Regions from separate parts of the Homo sapiens genome. Here region 2 is linked to region 1. A link is a loop called in an ENCODE intact Hi-C map of the cell type or tissue named here. Cell type or tissue: Panc1. All regions are shown on one strand. Each heading gives the region's core, and the rest is flanking DNA. Links, peaks and the distances in the headings are about the cores only.

Region 1 (5,948 bases), core at 919-4,918:
TAACCATATTTCAAGTGCTTAATAGGTACCTGTGCCTACATATTGGACAGAACAGCTCCGGAGTTAAACAAGTAGAGAACAGAGGAATATGTTTAATGCACACTGCAAAGATGCAATTGAAAAAGACCCACAATGTGGGTAAGTATTTAGGACAAAGAAAGGGCAAGTTTCTTTCACAAATAAATTAAAAGAAAAAGTTGAGGGGGGGAACAATGGATTACAAATTACTTATGAAGATACTAATCAAATAGGTTATGTGAATCTTATTTGGATCCTGATTTGAACAAAACAATGGTAAAAAATTATGTTTTGAACACTAATTATTTTATGATACTAAAGCATTTTTAGTTTTGTTGTGACCTACTGGTACTATGATCATAGTCAAAATAAAACTCCTTCTAAAGACACGTACTGAAATCCTTACAGGTGAAATGAAACCGTGTTTGTGATTTTGCCTCTCAGTAACACACTGGGGAGGGAGAAGTGGGTGTGAGTATAGATGAAACAACATTGGCCAAAAGCAGGTGATGGGTCCATGAGATACTGTTCTCTTTACCTTTGTAAATGTTTGAATTTTCACACTAAAGATTTTTTTAAATGTGCTTGGTTTTGTTGAATGTTGGCTATTGTTGCTCAGTGGCACATGCATGCCTCTGCCATTTGGTGATGGCTGTCCAGAGAGAATTCTGTCTGCTCTTCTCCCATGCTACTTACAGTAGTCACTTACAGGTGGCACTTTCCAGGGAAGTTGAAGAGTTCATGGTTACTTACGCTTTTCAGAAATTAGATGTTCTGGTGATTTTGCATATTCCTTTTTTTATATTATTTTTTAGACAGAGTATCATTCTGTCGCTCAGGCTGGAGTACAGTGGCACAATCATGGCTCACTGCAGCCTTGACCTCCTTGGGCTCAGGTGATCCTCCTATCTCAGTCTCCCCTCCTGAGTAGCTGGGACTACAGGTGTGCCACCATGCCCAGCTAGTTTTCTTATTTTTTGTAGAGATGCGGTTTCACCATGTTGCCCAGGCTGGATTTTGTACATTCTATACTTGAAATAAGAGCAGCAATTGGAAGTTGGCTTAAATGTTTACAATAGAAGCAAAAAATAAAAGAGAGAAGCAGAAAGGGAATCTTACTTCCCTACCTTCTTAGAGAGCATGCCCTCTATTAGGTATAAGAAGTGGGGTTTTCCCCTGAAAACTATGCCCCTGGGGTATGATGTTAGGTGGTACAAAGGTCAAAACTTTTAAACTATAATATTGTGTTTACTTTACAATGCAATAAAATAAAAACAATCTGGTTAGCATATCAAACATAATTTTATGAGTGCTGTCAATTGGGGCAGGTAGAAATAATTTTAAAATAATAAGTCAGTTTAAATAAAAATATTCAGTAAAAAAGGACCCAGTGCAGTGGATCGCACCTGTACTCCCATCACTTTGGGAGGATGAGGGAGGAGGATTGCTTGAGGCCAGGAGTTTGAGACCAGCCTGGGCAACATAGTGAGACTCCATCTCTACAAAGAAATACAAAATTAGCTGGGCATGATGGCATGTGCCTGTAGTCTCAGCTACTTGGGAGGCTAAGACAAGGGTATTGCTTGAGCTCAGGAGTTTGAGGCTGCATTGAGCTATGATCATGCCATTGCACTCCAGCCTGGGCAACAGAATGAGGCCTTGTCTCTTACAAAAAACAAAAGGTGAAAAAATAGTAAATATGAGCCACAGATATGGCAAAATCTCTAAAGTTAATCAAGAAATTAGTGAAGTTTGGGAAATGCTGGATATGGGAATTTTCTTCTCCTATTAACCTGGATCAGAGAGAATGGGAAATGCTGAAAAGCACATGGAGAAACAACAACACTGTATGAGTCAGGGTTCCCTAAAGGGTCAGAACTAGTAGGACAGATGTATATATGAAGGAGAGTTTACTAAGGAGTTTTGACTTTGATGATCACAAGGTGAACTCCCTCAATAGGCCATCTGCAACCTGAGGAGCAGAGAAGCTGGTCCAAGTTCCAAGACCTCAAAAGTAGGGAAGCCAACAGTGCAGCCTTCAGTCTGTGGCCGAAGGCCTGAAGGCCCCTGGCAAACCACTGGTGTAAGTCCAAGTGTCCAAAAGCTGAAGAACTTGGAGTCTGGTGTTTGTGGGCAGGAAGCACCCAGCATGAGAGAAAAGATGAAGGCTGGAAAACCCAGCAAGTCTTCATTCCACTTTCTTCTGCCTGCTTTATCTTGGATTTACTGGCAGCTGATTAGATGGTACCCACCGAGATTGAGGTGGGTCTGCCTCTCCCAGTCCACTGACTCAAATGTTAATCTCCTTTGGCAACACCCTCACAGATACACCCAGGAACAATACTTTGCATCCTTTGATCCAATCAAGTTGAAAATCAATATTAACCATCACAAGTCCACCCTTTGTCAACCTGAACACATTACACATCCCCTGAAATCACACATAATTGTCAAATAAAGACAATAATAAGGTCGCAATTATGCACAACATAATGCAGCTATCCTTCCTACAACTGGAAGTGCACTAATCCTTAATCTGAATAGTGTTACATAAAGTTAACAACTCTTAAATGCTGATATAAAGTCGATAAATCTTATGTCCCATGATACAGGAAAAATAAAGGAAATAAAATGAAAATATTTTCTTAGTACAAGTGTATACATGCACAGATGTTCTTAACAAAATAAGGAAATACTCATGACAATTTCAGTCCTCGTTTTTGCAACTGGTCACGTGGTTGTAGCTGGTATTGATAACTGCCTTCTTCTACTACACATTCTGTATTTCCTTTCCCTTCAGCAAGCACCTCAGTGGGTCATGGTTTTTTACCTGGTGGAGTGACCCAAACCTTCATTCCTGAAGGGTCTGGGCCATTTGTAGTCCTCCCTGAATTGGGTTGTTGTAGTTTCCTATTGACCTTAATCAAAGGCCTGGTAATACTGAGATGCCCTAAGGGATCTCCTGTATTCCACATGTACTCTTCCTTACCTCCATTGTGGAGTAATGGACTGATTTCACCTTGATAGTCTGGGTCAATCAGCCACCAAGTAGCTGGCTGATCACCCCAAGAAATGGTATCATATCGAGGGCTCAGTGTTGGTCTCTGGCGCTGGCAAATTGGGCAGTCAGTGGTGGCTGTAGCCAGGTCAGCCTTGGTGAATGGATGCCCATGTTGCTGAGCCTATGCATAACCTCCATCCCTGCCACCAGGGCCACTTTATTCATGGGCCTATTGGGCAATGACCGGGGTGGCTGGGGAAAGAGGCTGAGTGCTGTTTACAGAATGGGTCATCCTATCCATTTGATCATTAAAATCCTCCTCTGCTGAGGTCATCCTTTGCTGAGCACTCACATGGGATACAAATATCTTTACAACTTTTGACCACTCAGAGAGGTCACATACCTCTTCCCCAAATTTCATTGTCACCTATTTTCCTATCATGCTTCTTGCAAGTCCCTGACCATCCAGCCAAACCATTGGCTATAGCCCATGAATCAGTATATAATTGCACATCTGGCCATTTCTCCTTCCTTGCAAAGTGCACAACCAGGTGCACTGCTCAAAGTTCTGCCCACTGGGAAGATTTCCCTTCACCACTGTCCTTCAGGGATGTCCTAGAAAGGGGCTGTAGTGCTGCAGCTGTCCACTTGCAGGTGGCGCCTGCATATCGTTCAGAACCATCTGTGAACCAAGGCCTGGTCTCCTCTTCGTCTGTCAGCTGATCATAGGGAACTCCCCACAGGCCACTGGTGCAGGCTGGGGGAGAGAAGGCAGGGTGGCAGGAGTGGAAACCATGGGCATTTGAGCCACTTCCTCATGTAACTTACTTGTGCCTTCAGGTCCTGCTTGAGCCCGATCACGTATATACCACTTCCATTTGATGATGGAATGCTGCTGTCATGACCCACTTTATGGCTAGATGGGTCAGAAAGCACCCAGTTCATGATAGGCAGTCCAGGTCGCATGGTGGCTTAATGACCCATAGTCAAATGTTCAGTTTTTCTACCAAAGCCCAGTAACAGGCCAAGAGCTGTCTTTCAAAAGGAGAGTAGTTATCTGCAGAAGATGGCAGGGCCTTGCTCCAAAATCCTAGAGGCCTCCACTGTGATTCACCTGTGGGGGCCTGTAAAAGGCTCCAAACAGCATCCCTATCTGCCACTGACACCTCAAGCACCATTGGATCTGCTGGGTCATATGGCCCAAGGGGCAGAGCAGGTTGCACAGAAGCCCGGACCTGTTTCAGAGCCCTCTCGTTTTCTGGACCCCACTCAAAACTGGCAGCCTTTTGGGTCACTCAACAAATGGGCTGGAATAACACACCCAAATGAGGAATGTGTTGCCTCCAAAATCCAAATAGGCCCACTAGACATTGAGCCTCTTTCTTGGTTGTAGGAGGGGCCAAATGCAGCAACTTATCCTTCTCCTTAGAAGGCATATCTCGGCATGCCCCACACCATTGGACCACTAGAAATTTGACTGAGGTAGAAGGTCCCTGAATTTTAGTTGGATTTATCTCCCATCCCCTGGCACACAAATGTCTCACCAATAAGTCCAATCTGTTTGCTACTTGTTGATCACTGGATCCAATCAAGTTGACACTCAATATTAACCATCACAAACATAAAACAACTCAGGCTCAGAGATCATTTTAATCAAGAGTAATTTTCATTATGAGAGTGACATATTCATAGATTAATTCCTCTGTGTTGTGCCAAACCCGATTTTCCTATATGCAGTGCCTCCTGGAAGCAAAAATCTGGTGAGAAAATATGAGAGAAAGGATAGCAGCTTTTGTTTTAGGGACAACATGTGCTGGTTGAAAAGTCCCAAATAGGGGTGGAGAGACCTGTGCTTGCATCTGCTGTGTGACAGCCACTGAGTCCTGTTACTGTTCATGCTTCTATTTGGATTAGATAAAACCCCTCACCCTGGGCTCCAGGGTGAGCCCTGGACATACCTGGTCCCTGCTCCTCTTCAACCTCACCCTATAAGCTCGAGTTTTCTGCTCTCTGGCATACCAAGCTTGCTCTATCTCAGTTGAACTTGCTGTTTTTTCTGTCTACCTTCTCAGAGATCTTTGCTTGACTAGTTTCTTATCATTTATTCCCAGGACAAACATTGCCTCCTCTCAGCATCTTCTTATCTAAAGAACCACTTCTTCAATCACTCTTTAGCACAGTACGCTGTTTTGTCTTCTTCAAAGAAGTTTGCACTCCCTGAGATGATGGTATTTGTTTACTTGCTGCATGAAAGTAGAGCCTTGTCTGTCTGTTCGGTTTGTGGTATTTCTCCATCGTGCTGAATGGTGCCTGGCATGTGGAAGCAGCTTGGCAAATATCTGTTGAATGAATACATGAATTAAGATAAGCTGGGGTTTGGACTAGATCATCTCTGAGGGTCTCCTTCCAGCTATGAAGTACTGTGATTTTCAAAATCCATCACAAAAAGCATTCGTCTTTCCAACTGAGAGCTTTTCTCCACATATCGGCCAAGATAGGATTTCCCAGGGCTTAACTGCAATGGTGGGTAAGCAAGCAGAGTGAAACAGATGCCTCCGGGTGCCGACACAGCTTCCTCTGAGTTTTGAAGCAGAGCAAAGGGCAATCATCATAATCAGTACAGAGGTGGATGAGAGTTGCTAGGTCTTCTGCCAAATTGCCTTTGTGGATATCAGAGCCAGCTTCTCTGAAAACAGCCCTTTATTTAAAACATTACTCCAAGTGGAGCTTGCCCTCCACCCCCTACCCGCTTTTCTCTTACTTGGGCTCTCCACCTTTTCACATATGTGTTCAATTGCTTTCTTAACTTCAGTTTGGGTAACCCTGATTCAAGGGAGGTGTGAGAGACGGCCATTGGGTCTGTGAAGGTCTGATGAAAGCAACTTTAACACATAACCCTTTGCTTTGGCAGGAGCTTGGGCCAAGAGCA
Region 2 (5,948 bases), core at 628-4,627, 670 kb after region 1:
GGTAGATATCCTATAATCACAAATTGCGATGAGTGCCAGGAGGGAAATAAACGGGGGTGTGAGAGACGATAATGGAGTGAGGGTCCCATTGTAGATGAGGGGGTCAGGGCCGGCCTCTCTGAGGAGCGGACATTTGAGCTACAGTGGAAAGCAGGAAAAGAAGGCAGCCCTGCTGAAAGAAGGTAAAGAGGGTGTTCAAAGGTCCTAGGGAAAAATCTGGTGTGTCTGAGGAATGAAAATGCAGTGGTAGGCCGGGCGTGGTGGCTCACACCTGTAATCCCAGCACTTTGGAGGCCAAGGCAGGCAGGTCACCTGGGGTCAGGAGTTCGAGACCAGCCTGGCCAACATGGTGAAACCCCGTCTCTACTAAAAATACAAAAATTAGCTGGGCGTGGTGGTGCACACCTGTAATCCCAGCTCCTCAGGAGCCTGAGCCAGGAGAATTGCTTGAACCCAAGAGGCGGAGGTTGCAGTGAGCCGAGATCACGCCATTGAACTCCAGCCTGGGCGACAAGAGCAAGACTCCATCTCAAAAAAAAAAAAAAAATGCAGTGGTGGGACTCAAGGGTAGTGAGTTTGGGGTGAGTGGGGTTAGGATGAGGTTGGCGAAAGGGCCAAGGTCAAACCACATGGGGCTCTGTGCTCTCTGTGGGTGTGCACATGTGTGTATGACAGAGAATCCATATGTATGCACATGTGCCTGCCTACACATAGATGCAGTTTTTCCAGGAGGATGACATATAACTTTCATCAGATTTCCAGTAGGATCAGTGATCCAAAAGAACTGTAAGGAATTTTCTGAATCAAATTGCCCGTAGTCAGTCAACTAAAGCTCTAAAACAATTATGCCAAATGATTTTTTTTCCTTTCCAATTCCTGGAAGCTCTGAATCCTAAAACAGAAAGTGAAGCACTTAGGGTGCCTTTTCAGGTCTTCCTTCAAGGCCATGGGTGCAAGAGAAGGTGCCAAGTGAGAGCAGTGTATGGCATAGTGTCTGTAGTGACAGTGTGTGCAGGTGCCCAGAAGTGTTTGGGGTTTCGGTAGACACAGGAAGGCAGGTCTCTCTCTTTTTCTGTTCTGCAGCAGGAGCTCAAGGCTGCAAGGATGAGTGATGGGAGCTTTGCAGCCCATCCCCTGCAGGTGCAACCCTTGCCCCGCAGGTAATTACCAGGATTAGTGAATCAACCAGGCTCTCTTCTGTTTGCAGCCTCCTCAATGCCAACAAGATCAACTGCCTGCGGGTGAACACGTTTCAGGACCTGCAGAACCTCAACTTGCTCTCCCTGTATGACAACAAGCTGCAGACCATCAGCAAGGGGCTCTTCGCCCCTCTGCAGTCCATCCAGACACTGTGAGTACACTGCCTCGGGTGCCAGTGGGTGCCCAAGCAGCAGGAGACCCCAAATGCCCATCATGAAAAACACCCAAATGAGGGCAGCACGAGCACATCCAGGAGGAGTTCTAGAGCCTGCAGGGAAGCTAGAATAATAAAAATCGGAATAGCTTATCAGTACCAAGCACTTACACTGTGCTTGACACCACATGGAGTACTTACCCTGTCTTAAAACCCTTAAGCCTCACAGTGACCCTACTTGGTGCTGTTACTATCTCTTCTTTCTACATAAGGAAACCAAGGCATAGAATGGTTAGGTAACTTCCTCAGGGTCACACAGCTAGTAAGGAGCAGGTTTTGAATCCAGGCAGAGGAGGTCCTGAGCTACCCTCATAACCCCTGTGGTCACTGTATTCTGAGCAGACTCCATTTCTGCAGATAGCCCACTCCTGCCCCCGCTTAACCCCCTCCACCCTGCAAAACCAAGCATCTGAGGTGGGCACTCTTCCTCTATGGGAAGTATATCCTCACTTCCATGCACTACAGGTATTCATAAATATTTCACTTAAATAGATGACCTCCAAGTACAGATTTCAGCCCATTTTTTGATGGCTCCAGTCTCAGGCATAGACCTCAGCCCCATGCCCAGGTCTGCAATTAGCCTCGGGGCTTCTGGAGACCCTGTAAGTCATCTGGTGCTTGTTGCCTCTGTAGCCAGAGACAGGAACCAAGACACAGTAGGAGCAGCTGCTATATATTGACGCCGACCACGTGCCAAACACTGTGTTCGGTGCTTCACAGTTTTTCTTACTGAGGCAGGGGAAGCAAGACCCATGGTGCTCTTATGATGATAAGGATAATTACAACAATACCCGCTACTATATATGGAACACCCACCATATGCCAGGCGCCGTGCCAGCTGCTTTATGTGCCTAGTGTCACTGAGCTTAGAGAAATAAAATGCATTCTACCCCAAGTGCAAACCATGACTGGGTTTGTCTGTCAGAATTGGCGTGGGTGAGAGTAGAAGCAATCGGTGGTGGGTCTTGCCCCAAGTGGGAAGAGCTGGGAGACCGATTCCCCAGACCAGATGCTAGCTGCATCTGTGACTGTCTTTTGCAGACAGCAGGCCTCAGACCCCCTCTTTGAGCCCTGTCTGAAAGTAGCACCCCCTAAGGCTTCCTGGGGCGATGAGGCAGGAGGCCAGTCCTTGCAGTGGATTGCCAGGGCCCAGCGCGAGGCAGGGTGGTGGTGGTGGAGCAAGACGCCGTGGGTCACTCCTGATTAACGGCCCCATCCCTCTCGCAGCCACTTAGCCCAAAACCCATTTGTGTGCGACTGCCACTTGAAGTGGCTGGCCGACTACCTCCAGGACAACCCCATCGAGACAAGCGGGGCCCGCTGCAGCAGCCCGCGCCGACTCGCCAACAAGCGCATCAGCCAGATCAAGAGCAAGAAGTTCCGCTGCTCAGGTAATCAGGTTACGGGGCTGGGCCCCGCTTTCTGACTCAGAATGCAGCAGCCCCAGAGAGGCCAATAATCCAATCTGGAGGACAGCGAGCACTGTAATGGCTCCTGGGGAGCATCTTTGCAAATTAAATTGGGGAAATTCAGTTAGCCCTGCAGAAAACCAGTTACCTTATGGATTTAAAATAAAACACACACACACACACACACACACAATAAAAGCATGGGGAGGAGGAGACGGTTGCAGGGGAGACAGGACCCAGGCAGCAGCGTGTCTCCAAGAGCTAAGGAGAAGGTGGGGCTGGGGCGGCCTTTGCACATGTGCCTGTTACAGGCTAAGATTTATATTTTTCGTTTCCAAAGTGTGCTCCCCAAAGGGCAAGTAGAGAAATACATATAGCTCAGGCGAGGCTACAGACGGTGTGTAATCTTGGGGACCTCCCACTCCCTTCGGAGACAGACCATGGTACAGCCCTTTGACCACAGTATGTTATAGGTTCCACATGTTCACGAAAAACACTTTCACTAGCTTAGCTCCTCCATCCCTGATTACTGTGTTCTGAGTACGGAGAGAACAGTAAAGAGTCGTGCTTGGGAAGAAACAAAGCCTCGTTCTTCTGTGCCCAGGATCTCTCTAGAAAGCTTCCTTCTCACTGCACCCAGGAAGGACATGGGGGAAAACAGCAGGGGAATTCTCAGCCTATCTTGGAAAGAGAAGTAGCTCTCCTTGACCCGACAGCTACATGAACAGGCAGTTAAAAATTACTATCATTTGTGTTCTTTTCTACTGGAAAAAAAATCACCAAACTGCATTGTGCCCCCAATGGTGAAAGACTGATAGCATGAAGTGCCCAGGCGGGTTGCAGCCAACCCTCACGGTGTGTGCAGCAGCAAGAGCAGTGCTTCTCCCCTTGCCCAGGAGCTTCTGATGCAGGCGAGTCTTCCCGGGGAGAATGCCAGCGTGGGGAGAGGTTACTCCCAGGCAGACTTGTGCTTCTTACAACATCTTCTTGTCCTTTAAGTCAAATTCTTTAGTCCATGTCTCCAGAATGATAAGCTTTAGCTCTTTAAATTTTTTTAACAGAAACTAATACCTTGGGAGGGCTTGGAGATAATACAGAGACTTTGTGGCACTGTGAAAAGTTGGTACCGACTTCCCTTCCCTAGAATAATGATGTCAGTTACAACAGCCATCTTTCACCTGCGATGAGCGTGGTACTGGAGGCTTCTAGTCTGATTTGCTTCTTCCAATGGTCCTGGGAAGTCAGTAGGAGAGCCCTTTGCTCTATAGGAGAGGGAACTGAGGACTTAGAGGTGAAGGGGCACTCCAAGTTCACAAGCCAGCAAACAGCGGAGGCAGGACTAAACCTCAGGTTCATTTTGGTCCTCACACCACACAGCATCTGGGAGAGAAGGAATATTTGGGGATGACAATCAGCTGCTTGGATGACCTCCTTCCCTGGTCTCATGCTCCCACCCCTACCCGCTCCCTGAACACTGTCCTCAGGTTCCTTCCTGGGCCTGGCAACATCTCTGGAAAGAAAATCTCACCCAAAGCACAATCGTCCTATCCCCAGCACCTTTCCTCATGACTCACGCCAACCTTGGCCTCTATTCCTACCCCTGTCTGGCCAGGGCTGAGTTAATTAGCTCTGCCAAACAGTGGTACCCAAAAAGAAGGACAGTGAGAGCCAGAGGAGGGCAGGGTATTATCTGCCAACCTTGACCCTTTGGTCTCATAAGTATCCTGTTAGTACTTTGGACCCCAAATGGATGTGGCGGCCCTGCGTGGCACAGCAGGGAAAGAGTGCAGGATCCAAGGACTGGTATCTCCCCAGGAACACAGTCTTGGCAATTTTCTGGGCATGACTGTGGTTGGGGGTGGCAAGGTGGGGGTGGGGCTATAGAAAGAACTAAGTAGGAGAAAAGGAAAATGGAAAGTGGACCTAGGAAGCAGTAGAGCTTAGTTCTAACTCTAGCTCTGCCACTATCGTCCTACCTGTAGATCTGCAGGATCCTGGCTGCTTTTCCTATGTGGGGGAGGGGAAGCTGAACATTTTAAAAAAGAAACAGGGAGAAGGAGCCAGGTTCTTGGATTGACTCTAAGATACCTTTTTTAAAAAAAAAAACAATGCTAAGCGAAAGATTATTCCTAAAAAGTAGAGATGTTTGGAGCTAGCATGAGACTGACACGTAGCACTCTATTTGCTTTTATTTTATGTCATTGCAAAGAAAGCATGACTGCTGAGCTCCAAAGGCCTTGGCTTTGAGAAACATGGGGTTCCAGACCTGCCTTGGCCTTGGAGGGAAAGAAAAACCATAGATGTAAAGCTCTGTGTTTCCAGGAAGCTCCAGAAGAAAGAAGGGGGGCAGGTGACACAGACTGGATGTGACAGATAATAACTCTGCGTTTTACTTTTTCCTAAAAGCACCCCCATTGAAAAGACAGCTGATGTAATTAGGAGGCAATTTGAGGGCTGCTCCGTAACACATCCTGCCCCTCCTTAGGCAGGGCGTCTGGTTTCCCAGCTGCCTGTGTCTGCCTCTCTCTATCAGCTGCATCCGCCGCCTTGGGCAGCAAGATCAGTTTAGGGTTGGATGCTGCCGGCTGGGGTAATCTGACCATCAGATTAAGTCCTCCTGAAAAGGCTCCGTCTGGCTGCCTGGGACCCCAAGCCCATCCCTGGGAGCACTTGGCAGTTGCAGGGTGCTGTCTGTCTTCCTTCATGCCTCCCCGCTTTGTGTGAGAAGAAACTCTCTTGCTGAAAAGTACAGAGGGTGGTGACGCAAAGTGTCCAAAGACGGCGAACAGCAAGATAGCTCTCAAGGAATTACAGAACTTTTAGAAACCTTAGAGGTCATCCAGTTTATTCTAGAGATGGATAAATTGAGGTCCACACAGCAGAAAAATCTTATCTAAGGTATTGAGTATTATTTTTAGGGCAAGATCTGAAACCCAGGACTTCTGACATACTGTGAAGACTCTTGATAATTTACCTACAAATCCCTCCATTTCTTTTTGTAGGAAGAAACCAAAGAGAAAGAAAATTAGATTTTAAGGCTTGGTGAGGGTGGCGGTTTGCACGAACAGGATGGATTTCCCCTGCTCTTGTACCAGGGTCCTAATCAAACTCACATTTGAAGTCCC

The links. Peaks named below come from ENCODE experiments on the same cell type or tissue, not always from the same donor. Only the 100,000 strongest peaks of a DNase experiment are listed, where the experiment ranks them.
Region 2: a loop joins it to region 1, with 8 times the contacts of the local background. A loop is called at or near these places in 1 of 110 quality-filtered maps.

What each region holds. Positions count from the first base shown.
Region 1 is chr5:169,442,759-169,448,706 of GRCh38, reverse strand. No RefSeq gene overlaps it. Among named protein-coding and RNA genes, the nearest start is that of SPDL1, 140 kb to the left of the region's middle. In Panc1, for the core only: no CTCF peak of the experiment used is centred there; a DNase peak (open chromatin) is centred at 3,341.
Region 2 is chr5:168,769,638-168,775,585 of GRCh38, reverse strand. SLIT3 (slit guidance ligand 3) reads left to right here. Exons shown (of 36, transcript NM_003062.4): 13 at 1,208-1,351; 14 at 2,642-2,805. Among named protein-coding and RNA genes, the nearest start is that of MIR218-2, 4.4 kb to the right of the region's middle. In Panc1, for the core only: no CTCF peak of the experiment used is centred there; no DNase peak of the experiment used is centred there.